Regions from separate parts of the Homo sapiens genome. Here region 1 is linked to region 2. Evidence: read pairs that join two places in POLR2A ChIA-PET (ENCODE). Cell type or tissue: endothelial cell of umbilical vein. All regions are shown on one strand. Each heading gives the region's core, and the rest is flanking DNA. Links, peaks and the distances in the headings are about the cores only.

Region 1 (11,633 bases), core at 1,452-9,451, 640 kb before region 2:
CTGAACACTGCCCACTCCACCCAAGTTCTTCATCACTCACGCTACACCCACTGCCCTTTCCCATCATACGTTGATTTTATAGATCACAGAAAAGTAGCAATAATAAAAGCACCAGTCAGTTCCCCACAGACTCTGGAAAAATGTACTTATATCTCAGAGGAAAGTCTAGGTTGGATACTATCTAGGTTTAATGTCTTTTCGCTTCATTGGGTTAAGCTATTTTAGTGCATTCCCTAACAAGCTCATGTTTGACAAATTGCTATGTATATAAAGATTTGTGGTATAATAAAATTAACTTTTTTCTTTTGCATGAATCAGAAACCAAAATAGAAAATAGCCTCTCCACTGATCAAATAAGTAAATATTGGGTGCCAAATATGTGCCAGGCACGACTATTAGCACTAGGTATGCCAAAATCAGCAGAATAGAAGTGGTCTCTGCACTGACAGCTTGTAGACAAACGATAAGCAAATAACTCTATAATTAGAAAATGATAAACCTGGTAAATTCTACAAAGGTAAAAAAATATTTAAAAAAAGGAATTTATGAGAGTAAGTCATAAATTTGTAGTGTAGGCAACATGGAGGTTTCTCTGAGACCATGGAAGTAGAGATGAAATCTGATGAGTGGAAACTTATTAAGTGAAATGCAGAGGCTGGAAGCACTCCAGGTAGAGATAAATACACACAAAGATGTTAAGTGAGAAAAGAACAAGATGCATGCAAGGGTTCTGACCAGGAGATTGATGTGATATAGTTATCTGTGAACAATATGATATCACGTACTGTGGTAGGGAGCACTAAAAGAGGTTACAGATGAAATCATAAGTTAGGTTCTGGCCATGTTGTATTTAGGGTACTTGTGAGACCTCCAGGAGGAAATATCAAGTGCACCAGATATACAGGTCTGAGACTCTGAAGAGACTCATTCAAGTGAATATGTTTGAGAGCCATTGACATATTGAAGACAATTGCAGCTGTGAGACAGGGAAGAGGAAAGGAGAAAGAAGTCCAGAAGCAAGCCTTCGCAGCTCCAATACTTAGAGATCAGGTAGAGTCAAATGAGCCCGCAAAAGGACTCAAAGGGGAGGAGAGGAGAAAGCCTAGGAGAACAGCTTTGTTCCAGAAGACAAGGGAAAAGATTGTTTTAAGGATAGAATGATTGGCTGTTGTGAAATCTGCTGAGAAATCAAGTAATATGAAAGCTGAACAGTATCCTTTAAGTTTGGGGCCTTAAGGATGATTGGTGACCTTAGCGGGAGCCATTTCAGGAATGACGGAGGTGGAAGTTGAATTGAAGGGGGTTGAGGAGAGTGTAGGAAGTATGTTGTTCAACAAAAATTTACTGTTTTGTGAGCCTGTGTATGTTCATCATCTAACAGGATGGAAAAATAACTAATAACTCTCAATTGCCTGGTTATGCTGTAGATTTCTTGGAGAGAGAAGGAGAGACAGACAGAGGAGAAAAGAAAATAAAGGAAGAAAAGAAAGAAAGAAAGAAAGAAAGAAAGAAAGAAAGAAAGAAAGAAAGAAAGAAAGAAAGAAAGAAAGAAAGGAAAAAATATTCAACCCAAGGGCAAAAAGTGAACCACGAACAAAGATGCTGGAGTTACACTTATTTTTTTTTGTCTTTTTTTTTTTTTCCTTTTTCTGGAGAACGGGGTCTCACTATATTGCCCAGGCAGGTCTCAAACTCCTGGGCTCAAGCTATCCTCCTGCCTCTTGCCTCCCTGAAAGCTGGGATTACAGGTGTGAGCCACCGCGCCCGGCCAAAGATGCTGGAAAGTGATCTAAAAGTATTAGCATTACTTTCCATTTAAGACTTGGGGGTAAGTTTTCGCCTGGAACATGAAATGTTCACTAGCAAGATAAAATATTTCACTGCATTTTAAGAGCAGACTTTTATCTGATACAAATTCGGTCTAGTGAAACAATTTATGGTTTGTTAAATATTCTGTATTAAGGTCTTTCACTTCAGCATGGCCAATAAAAGAAAGGTAGAAAAGGCCTCTTATAATGAAGAAATAGCCTTGCCTTCCTGAATTATTATGTTTTTATCATAGTAACTTAATAAACATTATACTAACTTATAATCTCCTAGTAAAAGGTCTTTGGGGGCATAATTTTAATTGTAAATACAGGCACACTTCATTTTGTTGCAGTTCACTTCATTGCACTTCATAGATAACTGTGTTTTTCACAAATTGAAGGTTTGTGGCAACCTTGTATCAAGCAAGTCTGTTGGTGCCATTATTTCCAACAGCAAGTGCTCACTTTGTGTCTCTGCATCAGTCACATTTTGGTAATCCTTGCAATATTCCAAACTTTTTCATCATTATTATAACTGTTATGGTGATCTGTGTTCAGTAATCTTTGATGTTACTATTATAATTGTTTTTTGGGTGCTACAATCCATGCTCATGTAAGGTGACAAACAAGTAATATATGTTGTATGTGTTCTAACTACTCCACCAACTGGCAATTCCCCATGCTCTCCCTCTCCTTGGGGCTCTCCATTCCCTGAGACACAACAATATTGGAATTAGGCCAATTATTAACCCTTGGATGGCCTCTAAGTGTTCAAATGGAAAGAAGAGTTGCACATCTCTTACTTTAAAACAAAAGCTAGAAATGATTAAGCTTAGTGAGGAAGGCATGTCAAAAACTGACACAGTCTGAAAACTGGGCCTCTTATAACAAACAGTTGCCAAGCTGTGACTGCAAAGGAAAAGTTCTTGAAAGTCATTAAAAGTACTACTCCAGTGAACACGTGAATGATGGGAAAATGAAACAGCCTTATTGCTAATATGGAGACAGTTTTAGTGGTTCTGGATAAAAGATCAAACCAGCCACAACATTTCCTTAAGCCAAAGCCTAAACCAGAGCAAGCCTCTAACGCTCATCAATTCTATGAAGGCTGAGAGAGGTAAGGAAGCTGCAGAAGAAAAGTTTGAAGCTAGCAGAGATGGGTTTGTGAGGTTTAAGGAAAGGAGCCATCTCCATAACGTAAAAGTGCAAGGTGAAGCAGAAAGTGCTGATGGAGAAGCTGCAGCAAGGTATCCAGAAGATCTAGCTAAGGTAATGGATGAAGGTGGCTGCACTAAACAACAGATTTTCCATGTAGATGAAACAGTTTTAAATTGGAGGAAGATAGCATCTAGGACTTTCATAGCTACAGAGGAAAAGTCAATGTCTGGCTTCAAAGCTTCATAGAACAGGCTGACTCTCTTTTTAGGGGCTAAGGCAGCTGGTGACTATAAGATGAAGCCAAGGCTTATTGAACATTCTGAAAATCATAGGGCCCTTAGGAATGATGCTAAATCTACTTTGCCTGTGCTCTATTAATGGAACAACAACGCTTTCATGATACATCTGTTTACAGCATGGTTTACTGAATATTTTAAGCCCACTGTTGAGACCTACTGCTCAGAAAAAAAATTATTTTCAAAATATTACTGCTCACTGACAATGCACCTAGTCATCCAAGAGCTCTGATAGAGATTAGTGTTGTTTTTATGCCCACTAACACACCATCCATTCTGCAGCCCATAAATCAAGGAGTAATTTCATCTTTCAAATCTTATTACTTAAGAAATATATTCTGTAAGTCTATAGTTTCCATAGATAATTATTCTTCTGATGAATATGAGAAAAGTAAATTGAAAGCCTTTGGGAAAGGATTCATCATTCTAGATGGCATTAAGAACATTTGTATTTCAAGGAAGAAGGTCAAAAGATCAACAGTAATAGGAGTGTGGAAGAAATTATCCTAACCCCCATGAAGGACTTGGAGGGCTTTAAGACTTCAGTGGAGGAGGTAACTGCAGATGTGATGAAAATAGCAAGGGAACTAGAATTAGACATGGAGCCTGAAGATGTGACTGAATTGTTGCAATCACATGATAAAATTTTAATGGATGAGTAGTTGTTTCTTATGAATGAGCAAAGAAAGTGGTTTGTTGAGATGGAATCTACTCCTGGTGATGATGCTATGAACATTGTTAAAATAACAACACAGAATATTACATAAACTTAGTTGATAAAGCAGCAGCAGAGTTTGAAAGTCTTGACTCCAATATTGAAAGAAGCTCTACAGTGGGTAAAATGCTATCAAATACCACATGCTGCAGATAAATCTTTCATGGAAGGAAGAGCCAATGGATAAGGCAAACTTCTTATTGTTGGGGCTGTTGTCTTTTTAAAGAAATTCTCACAGCAACCTCAACCTTCACCTGATTAGTCAACAGCCATCAACATCAAGGCAAGACCCTCCACCAGGAAAAAGATTATAACTTATTGAAAGTTCAGGTGATCATTAGCGATTTTTAGCAATGCAGTATTTTTTTTAAATTAAAGTGTGCACATTATTTGTATAGACATAATGCTATGAACACTTACCAGACTATAGTATAGTATAAACATAACTTCAATATGCACTGGAAAACCAGAAAATTCTCACTTTCTTGCCATTTTCACTTCATTGCATTGGTCTGGAACTCAACCAGCCATATCTCCAAAGTACGCCTGTATACTGAATATCATACATTACTATAGCAAGTAATTTCAAATAAAATATTCACATTTTTTAAACCTACATTTTGTTCATCCTAACTTCTCCATCTGTTTTCTGAATTACATTAATCCTTCCAACCCTAGTTCAGCCCCTCTCATTTGATCCCTTCCATTGACTTAATTCTACTGTCAACCACTAGATCTTTTGTTACACTTGAGGTTCTTCTGGGTCCCTCTCCAACTTTCAATATTCTCCTTTTCCCTTTCTCTCACTGCTGAGCACAAACGGAAAAATCACTCACACTTTCACACACCCTCAAAGCCGTAGAGTAGAAAATGAGTTTATTAGTAGTATGTTTTATACAAAAAAAAAAAAAAGAGTAGAACACTCTTGCCAGGGAAGCTCAGTGACAAGGATCTCTCCTGAGTCTCTCTCTCTCTCTCTCTCTCTCTCTCACACACACACACACACACACACACACAGAGTGAGAGCAAGAGACTCATACTTCCAGATAAACCAATCCAGCTAAAAATGTAGATACAATTTGTTTATTTCCTCCCACATTCTGTTAGAAGTTTTCTCATTTACACTTCGTAGTTCCCTTATCAAGGCCCACTTGAGCAAATGCCTATCAAAACAAACTAACCAAAATATAAACATAAGTACCAGCGGAGGAATTTAGTTCCAATGATCCTGACCTTTATAAATGTTAAACTTTTTGAACCTCTTACAATGGAATACAGAACTTCCAGAAAACTATTTTCTTCCACCAGGAGTGCTAAGAAATAGTGATGCTGCGAGAGGAGAGAAACAGAATAGAAAGAATGGGAACACACCATGCTATCCACCCCAATTCTCCTGTTCCCTCCCCCAAAATGGTCCTCATCGAAGCAGAACAATCAAAAGAGGATGAGAAGACCAATTTGTTTCTACAATTAAAAATATCGATAATCTAAATTTTATTTGAGCATTGACTGTGTGTCAATAACAAACTATGGCTATATATGATTTGTTGCATTTAGGTCACTTATGAAAATTCCAATGTCAGTTCATGTATAGGCCACTTTTTGGAGCCAACAATTACAAGGAAAGAATAAAACCTGTGACTCACTCTCAAGACTTTCATTCGTCTTCCTTCAACCACAAGGATCTAGTTTCTATAAATAATCTTTTTCCTGATCCTCAGGACCCCCTACTACTTAACATTATAAATATGCAGCACTTTATATTTATGTACTCATTACTCTCAACTATTCCATGTTCCAGAACTCATCAACCCTCTTGTTTTCATAGCACCATATCTTTACTCCAAACAATCTCATCTTGCTGATGTCTATATTTTTAAAAGATGTGCCCTCATTCTCCCATATTATTCAGGTCAAAATCTTGGCATCTTCTGTGATTCTGCCCGCTCTCAGCCTCCCAAATCCAATCAGTTATCAAGTCCTATAATAATAGCAACCATTTTTAAATGCCTATTCTGTACTGAACTGGGGATTTATAAAATGGGGTCATATTTACTCACACTGCATTCTGGTTTTGCAAAGAAAATGTAGTTTTTTTCTCTAATACTGCTCTGACTTTTACTCATGGGTTCTACTTAGGAGGGTGGCAGAAAAAAAACACAACAACTAAAGATTAGTCCAATCTAGTTAATGGAACAATTTATAATGGTTCCTTTAAGTAATGTGCAGTCTCTTGGAGCAAAAATGTAAATCTCTCATATATCCATCTTCCTCCCTCTGCTTTCCCCCAGATGGCATTTTGGTGACACCTCATGATGGCAGAACTGGATGGCATCCTCGGACAGAACCGTATATCTTCACTTCTCCCTGGGCTCCCTCCTGAACTGGTGACAATGGGCCATCACTGGCCTTGTCTCTGGGAATTTTTGTTGCATCTGCTGCTGAAGTCTGTGCTTCTTACTCTGGCCCAGTCCTCTTCCCTGCTGCTTTGTTCCCCCTCAAATGCTTCCAGTTCCTCCCACTGTCCACCACCAGCCTCTGGTTTGGGGTCAGCATGGCCCTTTCACAACTGTGCTAGTGGCAGGGCCACACTGGCTCTCTACTTAGCTGTTTCCTGTGGCCCTTCTGTGGGCCTCTAGAATATTCTGGTTCTAATTCACAGCACACAGAAATTGAAAACAGCTCAGAAATTGTAAACTCTGGCCCTCTGTCTGTTTAAAGAAACTAGAGATGGAGTTACTCTGATTGAGCTCCTTCTACCCTCTTAGACTCCTGCAGGAGAGCACTGAGTCACTCAGTCTCAACAATCTTCACCCCTGGCTGTCTTGCCTCTCCGAGCTTCTTCCTCTGCACACAGCCCCTGAAATTGAAGTGGTCAAGACTCCTCCTCCTTTTTCTTCCTGGCAAGATACGACTTCCTCTATATAAATCTCCATTTGTCCCCTCCTCAATGATAACCTTCATTGCCCTCTGATTATTAGTTCCTCTGAAAGCCGACTTCATTTTTTTCTCTTTATGTCCCACACACTTGACCATAATACTTGTGAAATTGTATGTCCTCGCTCTGCTTTCACAGCTTTGTCTCCCGTCAGCTCTTCCGTATACAAACTTTCATCACAAGGTGCTTGTTCAGTTGACAATTTTATATCATAAAGGTTCTTGAAAATATCTATGACTTTTGTTACTCAGTTTAATAATATTTGAACCACCCTCCCCACCCCCCCCCCCAAAAAATATGCACTCTGCAAAGTAACATACCAACATTGCTCTTAAGGGAAAGGTACTCTCACCAATGTTCTTGATGCAACACTTTCTGGTTTGAGACTATCGAGGGGGCACATTAGAATATGTACCATATTTGGATGAACTCAAAGCATTTTGTTTTGTGAATGGGATGAAAGGCAGCAACTTTCCCACCTCTTCATTCTCTTGTATTCATTGGACTATTTTCATATGTCCTGAAACACTCATTTTTAACCTTTATTTTCTCTGAAGATGTTTTTCTGTACTATTACCTCATTTTTAAATGAGTCACAAAGAGGTTGCCTGCTAAAAGTAGATCATCTATTTACACCTTCCAAGGAATGACCTTCCTCATCCCTACCACCAATGCACCTACTATCACACCTCTCTTCCCACTTTGTTGAGTACAAAAAAACCTTCCTTATGCTGAATTGTATGTCTGAAAGTAAAACAATAGAGTTAAATTTATATATTTTTCTGTGAATATTATTTGGATACATATCTCAGTTTGAGATGGAATGCATCACAATTTTCCCATTAAAATGAATGAAAAAAAAAATGCATTGACTTTTAACTTAGTAACAGTTTTCAGGAAAAAAATGAATATATGTCATCCTTTTATGTTCTTTCTTCCCTCCTTTCTCCCATCCTTTTCTTCCTTCTTAATTCTTAACAAGCATTTAGGAGTGACTAATGTATACACAGTGACCAAGACCCTTCCTTGAAGGTTCTCTGATAGTCTGATGCAGTGGTTGTCAAGGGCATAGGGGAGCAATTTTGCCCCTTTGTCCCCTCAGGGACATTTGACAATATCTGGAGATCGTTTTGGCTGTCACAAATCCAGCATGGTGGGGAGAAAGGTATACGACTGGCATATAGTGGATAGAATTTAGGGATACTGCTAAGCATTCTACAATGCGCAGAACAGAACCCACAGAAAAGAATTATCTGCTCCCAAAGGTCAACGGTGCTGAGGATGAGAAACCTTACTTTAATGGGTCCTATCTTTTCTGCTACAAGGCCATTCACAATAGAATACTTCCCTTTTGTCATTTCTCTACCCTCAAGTTTGAAAATTCTAAATTCTCATTTTTAAAGGCCATATAGAATGTCACTCTCTTTTTGATGCCTTTTTAAATTCCTGCTACTGAATGTGATGCCTTCTTTCTCCTGAACCCCACAGTATGTTTAATGTAATTCTTTCACAGATTTTGCCAAGCTACTGTTCTCTAATCAAATTATTAATATTTTTCCCCATGAATTTAGTGCTTTCTATTGGAATTTTGAGAAAGTTGCTATCTTAGTCCATACATGTTGCTCTAACAAGGTACCTGAGACTGGGTAGTTTACAGCAACAGAAATGTATTTCTCACAGGTCTGAAGGCTGGAGTCCAGATGGAGGCACTGGCAGTTTCAGTGTCTAGTGAGGGCTGCTCTCTGCTTCAAGATGGTCTCTTCAACAATATGTCATCACATAGCACTAGACAGTGAACACACTCCTCAAGCCCTTTGTATAAGGTCCCTAATTTCATTCCTGAGCGCTCCACCCTTATGACTTAATCACCTTCCAAAGGCCCTACCTCCTAATAGTTTCACATTGGCCATTAAGTTTCAACACACGAATTTTGGAGTACACATTTCAGACCATAGCAATTGCTTAATCTCATTGGACCTTAATTTTATTATTTGCACAATAAACAGGGATGATGTGATGCCTCAGTACTCTTTCCAGCTCCCCATGTTTGATCTCTTCCTTATCAATAGTGTGCAATTCTTACCCCCACATACCAGTATTCAAACGAAGTCCTACATCTGCAGAATTCTTGTTCTAACTTGTCATACCAGCAGCCACGATAATCCATTAAAATTCTTTTCTAATAATTATAGAGTTTTAGATCAGTTTTTTTGGGAAATGAAAAAAAAATCAAAGAGGTGACTAAGAAGTTATTGATAGACACATAAAGATTACAGTGATTTAAATTTGAGTATCCAAAGTGGTTATAAATATCAAGGGGACAGGGCTACCTCTCTATTTCATTCTATGTTTTTGAATCCTTTAATCCAAGTGGAATTTAAAGCACTGTCCTACCACTTATCCCTGTAATCTGTCTGTTCAGTGTGGTTTTTGTGAACCTTGGAAACAACCTATGTATTATGTAAATAATGAGGTATAATATAATAAAAATGAGATAATTATATAGCATTTTGAAGATATAACTAAATTGTTTACATTTTTTAAATCAAAGTAGTAACATATTTCAGCTTTATGTTTAGTCAAAATACGGATTTGAAAAATAAGGGTTTTTATAACATGTCAGTCTATTTTTAATTTTTTAATAAATCATTCCATAATTAACCATATAGTCTTTCAATTAACTCTACCTCATAGTGTTCTTCAGAAACTCTAATTATACCTTAGATTATCATTTAGAACACCTGCTCTTGTGGGTTTCAGTAATTTCAACCTTGAATATTTTGACATAAAGATCTATAATCATTGGGAATTTTATGAAGTTTAAAAAGTACTCTATGCCCCACCTTTCTAGCTAACTTTAGCCTGTTTTACATGCCATGACTCTTTGCTTATTGAAGCTATTGTCCATCATCTTTCATCTTGAGTTACTAATCTAAGGAAATATGGATATTTAGCCTGAAAGCCAAGAGCATCAAGAAGTCCAGTGTCCTTATTCTCAGCTTATATGACTGATACCAATTATCACTATATTGGAAAACAACAGGGATGGCCCTGAGCATGGTTCCTAGAAAGCCCATCCTCCTACCTAATGATATTCATAGGCAAAATGTGTCAAGCTCTGAATGAGGTAAAGCATACCATATGCATAATAACATTTTTATTTCAACATACTAATTTAAATGTCCATAGGCACTTTGTCCATACCCTGCAGATTTGCCCAGACTAATGACCAGTGGCCACAAGTGGAAGCCAATTGCACAAACTGTTCCCTATTATTTTTTCAAACTTCTGTTGTCAATTTTATTCTTAACTGACATATGATAAATTTCAAATTTTTAACTCTATCTGTTGACATGCCAAGGACAGATTAGAAATGTGATATCTAGCTTTATGAAGTTCCTCTGGGGCTTTGGCTTTGAACAACTTTGAGAGACATATCATGTTAAGCAACCTCATTTCTCCCAAGATGCTATACTTATAGTTTGGGGTTCTAAGCAAATAGGCCTTACTCTAAATGCACTATCAACTCAGCATAATGATGATTTATTTCTTCTTTGTAACTAATCAAATGTGACTATATTTTATCATATCACTCCCACTTATCCCACCCCATCTAACATTCTTGTCCCAAATGTTTTATGATAAAGTTTGATACATATCTAATCATTAACAATTCTAGTTGATAAACTAGGATATTTTACTGCACTAGTCTTAAAACTGAAGTTACACAATTAGTATAATTAAAGGAAAAGGTTTCAAATTTTATATCCGGGTGCAATATGAAAAACAGCCAACACTAGAAGTGATATCAAGTGAGAAATTATGCATGCACCATAGGCCATGAATCCAAAATTTGGAATTTATATATTACAGCTACCCCTATATAAGTAGACTACATCTTGTAAAACTGCTTGGTATGGTCTAATAGCACATTAGATGTACAGAGCTGTTTTAACCATTTGACCTAGTTTTTACTGCCCAGGGAGGCAAATGTTAAATGAAACTCCTCTCCTTTCCTGCACTCACTCTCCTCCCCTGCCATAGATATCATCAAAATAGATTTAGCTTTTATTTTAGTTTTCTATGACTAGTTCTATGTCCCTTTGGCCCAATCAGTAACAATCTACTCAAATTTTTTTAAAGATAGCAAGCTGTATCCCATCCCTAGGGCATAAAACCCAGAGGCCATCCATTTCAGTGCTTTATAAATAAAGTTTTGCCAAAGCAGCATTAGTGGAATCTTGTCACAACTAAATCCCAATAGTGCTCGAGCTTTGCATTAAGCTGCTGTCCTTGACCTGTGGGAGAGGTGATTTGCCATTAGGTTTATTAGAGTATCTCTGGAGCATGTTAGAGAAGCATTTTTTTCCTAAATTCAAGATGGATGGGAGTTCATGCACAATCAAAGGTAGGTTCATTTAGCCCAGCTGTACAACTAAGATTTTGACAGAAGACTGATATTTGAGTCACAGAATCATCAAATTTAAGGGCCAGAAGGGATGTTGAGAGAATCTGTTCCTCTTTGAATGAATAAATAAAGAAATCTCCATGAAGGAGCAAATGCAAAAGTTTATTATTGCTAAGGAAACATAACAAGGATTGGTCATCTAATTTGCCACCTGCCACTGTACCCCTCTCCTGACCCTCCCCAAAGAAGAGACCAAGGACTCTAATAGCTATGCATAACAGTTTGCAACAAGTCACAAGGAAAATATCAG
Region 2 (8,000 bases), core at 1-8,000:
AAAATGTCTTTTCTGGATCAGATATAATTCCCCCAGTACTGTTTAAAGGCTTATTTTGTAAATAAGATATGAATTGTCAAGCACAAATTTAAAAATTATTTCCTTAGGGCCGTTAAGGTAATTCTCTGATTCCATTCTACTTCCTTGGTATACATTTTCATCAGCTTTGCCCTGCCATGCTTAGTTGCATAACCATCTCTTCTTAAAAAACCTTCTATTACTAAGCTTTACTTCTCTAAAGTCACATCACTGATTCCAAATATACCTCTTGTGGATGACAGTGCTGGGCACTGAACTTATGGGGCACTACCATTTATAAAGTGCTTTTATCTATGAACCAAAAGAAGTACTTTAATTAAATAGAATTCCATGAAGGTGATTAGAGAGGCTTTATTATCCCAACTCATAAACTAAAAAACTGAATGATGGTGACCTGCTCAAAGTCATTAATAAATGCTGAGCTGGGACTTAAATCTAGGCTTTTTTGGGAGGGGCGAGGGGGAATGCAGTCTCACTCTGTCACCCAGGCTCAAGTGCAGTGCCGCGATCTCGGCTCACTGCAACCTCCGCCTCCTGGGTTCAAGCGATTCCCCAACCTCAGCCTCCCGAGTAGCTAACAGTACAAATGCGCACACCATAACCGGGTAATTTTTGTATTTTTAGTAGAGACAGGATTTCACCACGTTGGCCAGGCTGGTCTCAAACTCCTGAGCTCAGGTTATCCGCCTGCCTCGGCCTCCCAAAGTGCTGAGATTACAAGCATGAGCCAACGTGCCTGGCTTAGACATTTTTTTAACTGAAAAGGTCATTTGATGTTTTTCTACACCTTGTTAAATTCATCAAACTACTGGCTAGCCATCTACATTTACTGGAATATTATAGCAATATATCTATATGAAGTATATTCTACAGCCATTGAGGAAGCTTAAACAGCTCATTCCAAAGCCGTGTCCATATATAAGGTTAAAAAGGTATTATAAGTAATACTTTTATTATTACTCAGTAATAGAAGGTTTTTTTAAAAGCTAGTTAGAAGAAGAAAACACATATACAAACACAAATATATCCAAGAAAGTTGTTTTTTTTTCCAGGGGGTGAGGGGGCATACCTATTTAAGAGAAAATTAAAGAGCAAAAACAATTATATGACTTCTCTCTAGCAAAGAATGAAGCAGCTGGGAGCAGTGGCTCATACCTGTAATCCCAGCACTTTGGGAGGCTGAGGCGGGCGGATCACCTGAGGTCAGGAGTGTGAGACCAGACCAGCCTGGCCAACACGGTGAAACCCCATCTCTACTACATATACAAAAATTAGCCAGGTGTGGTGGCAGGCGCCTGTAATCCCAGCTACTTGGGAGGTTGAGGCAGGAGAATTGCTTGAACCTGGGAGGTGGAGGTTGCAGTGAGCCGAGATTATGCCATTGCACTCCAGCCTGGACGACAGAGTGAAACTCCGTTCTGCCCTTCAAAAAGAATGAAGCAAAAGCCTACTATAACTTATTGTCATTCTCTCTGCACATTCGAAAACCTATCATTTGAAACTAACAAACTCTGAAAAAGTATCCCAACATATGGGCAGCCATAATGTTACATCAAAGAGTTCACCAAATCAGGAAATCTAGCTCATAAAGCTCCCCACAGCTACCATGTGACCTTGGGCAAATCAAAGAGGGCGCTACCTTCTGAATATGTAAAATAACTATGGATCTAAAATTGTGATATTTTGATTCCATTTTAAGATTTTATAGTCTGGCTAGGCACAGTGGCTCACGCCTGTAATCACAGCACTTTAGGAGGCCAAGGTGGAAGGATCATTTGAGACCAGGAGTTTGAAACCAGGCTGGGCAACATAGCAAGACCCCATCTCTATTTTTATATACAAAAAAAAAAAAAAAAAACTTCACGGTCTGTGAAAAAAAAAATGCAAACATTTACATCAGGGGCATCCAATCTTTGGCTTCCCTGGGCCACGTTAGAATTGTCTTGGACCACACATAGAATACACTAACACTAAGAATAGCTGATGAGCTTAAAAAAAAAAAAAAGGAAAAAATCACGTAATGTTTTAAGAAAGTTTAGGAATTTGTGTTGGGCTGTATTCAAAGCCATCCTGGGCCACAGTTGCATGTAGATCAAGCTTGATCTACATGAAACTATCAGACAAAAGTAGTTAAAAATTCAACATGGTTGTTTTCCACTAAAACTTTTAACATGTAGCACAAAACTCTATGTTGTAACTTATATTCAGATAGCAGTATATTTCAGAGAAAATATTTCATATATAATAATTTGAATTTTTGTAGTGACTTTGATAGGCAGGTACTATTTACTCTTCTTTCATCTATTACCTGACATGAAAACCAAGGCAGTGTTCCAGGTGGGTAAAGCACCCTTGATATGTTTAAGACAGAACCATAATCCAATTGGTCTTTGCTATTCAAAATCCAGAATCCCAGAACCCTCAGACTTCTGGGAAAGTTCCAAAGATACAAGTTGTCACAAAGAAGCTGTTTTTTTCCTCCTGAGGCAGGGAAGCAGCTGCCCCCCAGACACCCAGTATATACCGCTAGGTGATATCTACTCTTCCTAAAAAGCCAAAAAGTATAAAAGGCAGAATGAAAAGAAGTAAAGCAGGTAACAGATGTAACAACCGTTATGGCTAAGAGAAAGGGTATGATATCTGTGAAGAGAACTTCTAACTGGAGAGAACAGATGGAAACAGCAACTTGTCAAGTTTTTAATTTCTGAGGATTTATGTTTTGAGATGCTAGAAAAGTAGGAATGAGAAGAATGGTATAGTGAGGGGTAGCTATGTCCTTAAGAAATTAATAACTCCTGAGCCCTCACTCTACTATAGAATAGAGATATGTACCTACTAAGATTTCTGTATGAATAAAAGAAAAAATACACCATACATGTTAGGTATCTGCCTACACTCCCAACTCCCCAAATAAAAGCACAATCCACCAGATATAACCCATCCAACCTGCTTATGGTCAAGATGAGAATATGGGTTGCAGCAATAAGTACTAAATTTGGCATAGACTGTGTTAAAAATTCAGTGAGAAAACTGCCCATTTTTCCTCATAGAAACTCGGGTTGCTATTTTCAAGCTGTGGTTATTTAAAATGTAAGCGGTTTTGTTTTTTGTTTTTTTGAGACAGAGTCTCGCTCTGTCGCCCAGGCTGGAGTGCAGTGGCGTGATCTCAGCTCACTGCAACACCCGCCTCCCGGATTCAAGCAATTCTCCTGCCTTGGCCTCCCAAGTACCTGGGACTACAGGCACGTGCCACCACACCCGGCTAATTGTTTTTTTTTTTGTTTGTTTATTTTTGTTTTTGTTTTGAGACGGAGTCTCACTCTGTTACCAGGCTGGAGTGCAGTGGCGTGATCTCGGCTCACTGCAAGTTCCGCCTCCTAAGTTCAAGCCATTCTCCTGCCTCAGCCTCCTACGTAGCTGGGACTACAGGCGCCTGCCACCACGGCCAGCTAATTTTTTTGTATTTTTAGTAGAGACGGGGTTTCACCACGTTGGCCAGGATGGTCTCGATCTCTTGACCTCATGATCCGCCTGCCTCGGCCTCCCAAAGTGCTAGGATTACGGACATGAGCCACCACACCCAGCCAATTCTTTGTATTTTTAGTAGAGACACGGCTTCACTGTGTTAGCCAGGATGGTCTCGACCTCCTGACCTCATGATCCACCCGCCTCAGCCTCCCAAAGTGCTGGGATTACCGGCGTAAGCCACCATGCCCGGCCTGTTTTTATTTTTCAGAGACAGCATCTTGCTCTGTCACCCAGGCTAGAGTGCAGTGGTGCAATCATAGCTCACTGCTGGCTCAACCTCCTGGGCTCAAGTGATCCTCTCACCTCAGCCTCCTGAATAGCTAGGACTACAGGTGCATGCCACCACATCTGGCTAATTTTTAATTTTTAAAATAAAGTCTTGCTACGTTACCAAGGCTAGTTGTGAACTCCTGGCCTCAAGCAATTCTCCCATCTCATGAAGGGGTGGCCTGCCCCTCCACACCTGTGGGTATATCTCGTCAGGTGGGACGAGAGACTGAGAAAAGAAATAAGACACAGAGACAAAGTATAGAGAAAGAAAAGTGGGCCCAGGGGACCGACGCTCACCATAATAAGGACCTGCACCAGCACCGGTCTCTGAGTTCCCTCAGTTTTTATTGTTATTTTCACTATCTCAGCAAGAGGAATGCAGTAGGAGAGCAGGGTGATAATAGGGAGAAGGTCAGCAAGAAAACATGTGAGCAAAGGAATCTGTGTCACAATTAAGTTCAAGGGGAGGTACTATGCCTGGATGTGCAAGTAGGCCAGATTTATGTTTCTCTCCGCCCAAACATCTCAGTGGAGTAAAGAATAACAAAGCAGCATTGCCGCCAGCATGTCTCGCCTCCTGCCATAGGGTGGTTTTTCTCCTATCTCAGAACTGAACAAATGTACAATCGGGTTTTATACCAAGACATTCAGTTCCCAGGGCAGGCAGGAGACAGTAGCCTTCCACTATCTCAACTGCAAGAGGCTTTCCTCTTTTAATAATCCACCTCAGCACAGACCCTTTACGGGTGTTGGGCTGGGGGATGGTCAGGTCATTCTCATCCCACAAGGCCATATTTCAGACTGTCACATGGGGAGAAACCTTGGACAATACCTGGCTTTCCAGGGCAGAGGTCCCTGCGGCGTTCCGCAGTGCATTGTGCCCCTGGTTTATCGAGACTAGAGAATGGCGATGACTTTTACCACGCATACTGCTTGTAAATATTTTGTTAACAAGGCACATCCTGCACAGCCCTAGATCCCTTAAACCTTGATTCCATACAACACATGTTTTTGTGAGCTCAAGGTTGGGGCAAAGTTACAGATCAACAGCATCTCAGGGCAAAGCAATTGTTCAGGGTACAGGTCAAAATGGAGTTTCTTATGTCTTCCCTTTCTACAAAGACACAGTAATAGTCTGATCTCTCTTTCTTTTCCCTACAATCTCAGTCTCTCAAAGTCCTGGGATTACAGGCATGAGCCACCACACCTAGCCAAAAATTTAAGTTTTTAAATGCAGCAAATTAGCTCCCTTGGCATAACAGTAAAGAATAAAAGCATCTGTACTAGTCAGTCCATCTCAATTTGTAATTCTTCTTTAAACTGATTTTAGAAATATAACAAACCTTTGATGAAGAAACTGCTGAACCACTTGAGGGTGAAGTATCTCTTGATGTTTTCAAAGACTGGACAGGCCTCTCTTTATCTATATAAGAAAACATAAGATGTAATTTTTTTTCTAGCTAATTTGTTTTTGATAAAGTAATTTTGTAATGGAATTAATGTGGGGGTCATACACTTATTTTAGTACTAAAACTTTTCATTACATTATTACATTAAATAGGTTAATATCTAAAACTACCTCTCAGAGGCTAAGCACCATCAACAATCTGAAATAACCTGGAACCAAAGGATATCATAGAAGCCAGTCTAGGCCACAGCACTGCTAGTAAGTAAACATGGAGCCACAGAGACTTCAAGAAAGGCAAAACATATTTTAAAACCATGAATGCTACTTCTTCCATGCTCCTAAATGCTAATTTTTGATATATCACAATAAAAATACAAAGGTAGTTATTATATAGATACCGAGGAGAACTAGTTAATCAAGGGGTAGCTCAAGAGGATCTACATAGGAACTTTAGCAGATATTCCTGAAATGTTTAGACAGTTTTAAACATAAAGTTAGAAAGCTATAATTCAGAGCACTAATCAGTGCCTGGCATTAATGAATGCCCAAATATTTGTTAAATGGTTAAAAATAAACCTGTATGAGATAAAGTCACTAATCTTTACCTTTAGTCACTTTACTCACATAGTGCTGTATGTATATTATTTTTTATAGAAACTTGAGCCAGAAAATACATTTAAACAATAGTACTTTAGCAGGTTCAACAACTCCCTAAAAGATAGGTTTAGTTAAATATACTCTTAAAAATTAATAACAGTGAGCTGTTACAGAAAAACATTTCATTAAATTGTCTATATGTGCCAAATATATAATCCTCTGCCCTTTGTTGCTAGAAAAACTAACAAAATTAATAACATGAGAAGAGAAAGTGGCATAAAATTTGGAGTCACACAGAAGCTGGTCGAGACTGGACAGTGGATTAACAGCAAAGCAGTCAAGAGCAAAAGCAGAGATAAAACGACTTTGAAACTGAGGCAAAGCCAGCTTCAGTCAAAAAGCCTCTTAAGCTCTTCCTGCCACAGCCAAGATAGATAAATAAGGTCCTGGAGGCTCAAAGACTTCCAACCACCTAGGAAAGTGGTGAATAACACCTTTCTAATGTCCTACAGACCCAAAACACTTTCTCTAGCCCAGTGGTTCTTAACTGAGGACAATTTTGCACCTCCCCTCCACAGACATTTGGTAGTATGTGCAGATATTTTTGACTGTCACAAGTGGGAGAGGGCTACTGGCATATATTTAGTAGAAGACAGGGATGCTGGCAAATGTCCTGCTATGGGGGACACCCCAACAACAAAGAATTAACTGGCCTTACATGTCAATTGTGCAGAGGTTGAGGACTCCTGCCCTAGGCTGAGTATTCCAGTTTTTAAGCTCCAACAGCTTTAGAACGATACAGCCCTAGAGTCTTTTAACTTGTGGTACTACAAGAGGCTTTCACCCTAAGCAACTTTAAAAGTTCTTGTAGACCTTAAAACTCAAAAGCACCACTACTGTATCCCAAATGGCCAAGAACATGATATACTTAAGTCATTCCTTATTGTATTTCCATTGCATGTGGCAAATTTCACATCATAGTGTGATAGTGTCAGTGTATCCCATTACACCAAAAGCTCCCAGAAGAACAAGTGCTATAGCTTATTCATTTCCAAATATCTGTGGCCTACTTAGCTCAAGTCCTTCAAGAAAAGGGTAGGCACTCGAAAATCAGATAAAAAGATGAACCTCACTTTTCTATACCTAAGATGCAATGACCTCCCAATCCTATTCAGATAAGCAATCCCTTCAAAGGAGACAAGGCACTGGACCAATCAGCATAGCACATTATGCTTATTAAAGGCATAATTACAGGCTCAATTCTTTAGCACTTATCAGCTAGACACAGAGGGGAAAAAAACCTGTCACAAGCAGCTGTTGATCTTTTGCTTAGTGTTTCCTTTACAAACATATCATCCCGAAGTATAGTCTTGGACCTTTCCTGATTTTAGCTGCCCAAAGGCTAATTTAAGTCGTTATCAACCAATTTCATGTGCAAAAGCAAAGGAACACTGAAGGGTGGTGCAGGAGGTTTATCATATACCCACATATATTCATATGTCCCTGTTGCAACAATGGGAGCAGAAAGCAAGCAGCAAAGGATAAAGAAAACAATGATACAAATGGCAAAAGAAAGAACACAAAAAGAGTAAACAGAAATCACTTGATCCTACTGTTGTCAGGTCCTATCTTCCAATGGCCTGTCTATTCTACAGATCTCAGCCTCCTACAGAATGGCTATTCCCATCCAGGAATGGCTAGCCCAGATACCAGCCCACAAATGCCCCCCAAATCCTAGTACCTAGGTCTACTGCTAACTGTGGTTCTCACAATAGACTAATGGAGCAGTTATACACTTTCCCCATTTCCATAACCGCTATCAGTTCAAGTCTCCCACCCCTTCACAATCCCAAATCAGAGTCTAGCTCAAAACTCACCTCTTTCAGGATTTCCTTCATTCTGCCGTTTGTAGGAGGCACCAGGACGCACGGACTCTATGGAAAGGTGGGCAGGGAGGAATTAACAGCAGCACCTCTGTGCCCAAGAGGAACAAGAGAAGAACTCAGAAGTAGGAGTGATGAGAACAGGGGCTTCTGAGCATTTTCTGGTGGCCCTAAACTCTTTCCTACCCTACTTTCAAGTTGGGCTGCCTGAGCAATCACCAGTGAAGGGGAATAAATAATGGGAGAAAAAAATCTCCATTTAAGGCAAGAAGCCA

The links. ChIA-PET counts read pairs that join two places held together with the same protein. Peaks named below come from ENCODE experiments on the same cell type or tissue, not always from the same donor. Only the 100,000 strongest peaks of a DNase experiment are listed, where the experiment ranks them.
Region 1: POLR2A ChIA-PET joins it to region 2 with 6 read pairs; 2 of 35 experiments call an interaction of 5 or more read pairs at or near these places.

Annotation. Positions count from the first base shown.
Region 1 is chr12:43,024,169-43,035,801 of GRCh38, reverse strand. No RefSeq gene overlaps it. Among named protein-coding and RNA genes, the nearest start is that of LINC02461, 130 kb to the left of the region's middle. In endothelial cell of umbilical vein, for the core only: no CTCF peak of the experiment used is centred there; DNase peaks (open chromatin) are centred at 5,181 and 5,601; H3K27ac peaks cover 852 bases.
Region 2 is chr12:42,384,716-42,392,715 of GRCh38, reverse strand. It overlaps PPHLN1 (periphilin 1), which reads right to left. Exons shown (of 10, transcript NM_201439.2): 6 at 7,720-7,776; 7 at 5,181-5,260. Among named protein-coding and RNA genes, the nearest start is that of PPHLN1, 63 kb to the right of the region's middle. In endothelial cell of umbilical vein, for the core only: no CTCF peak of the experiment used is centred there; no DNase peak of the experiment used is centred there.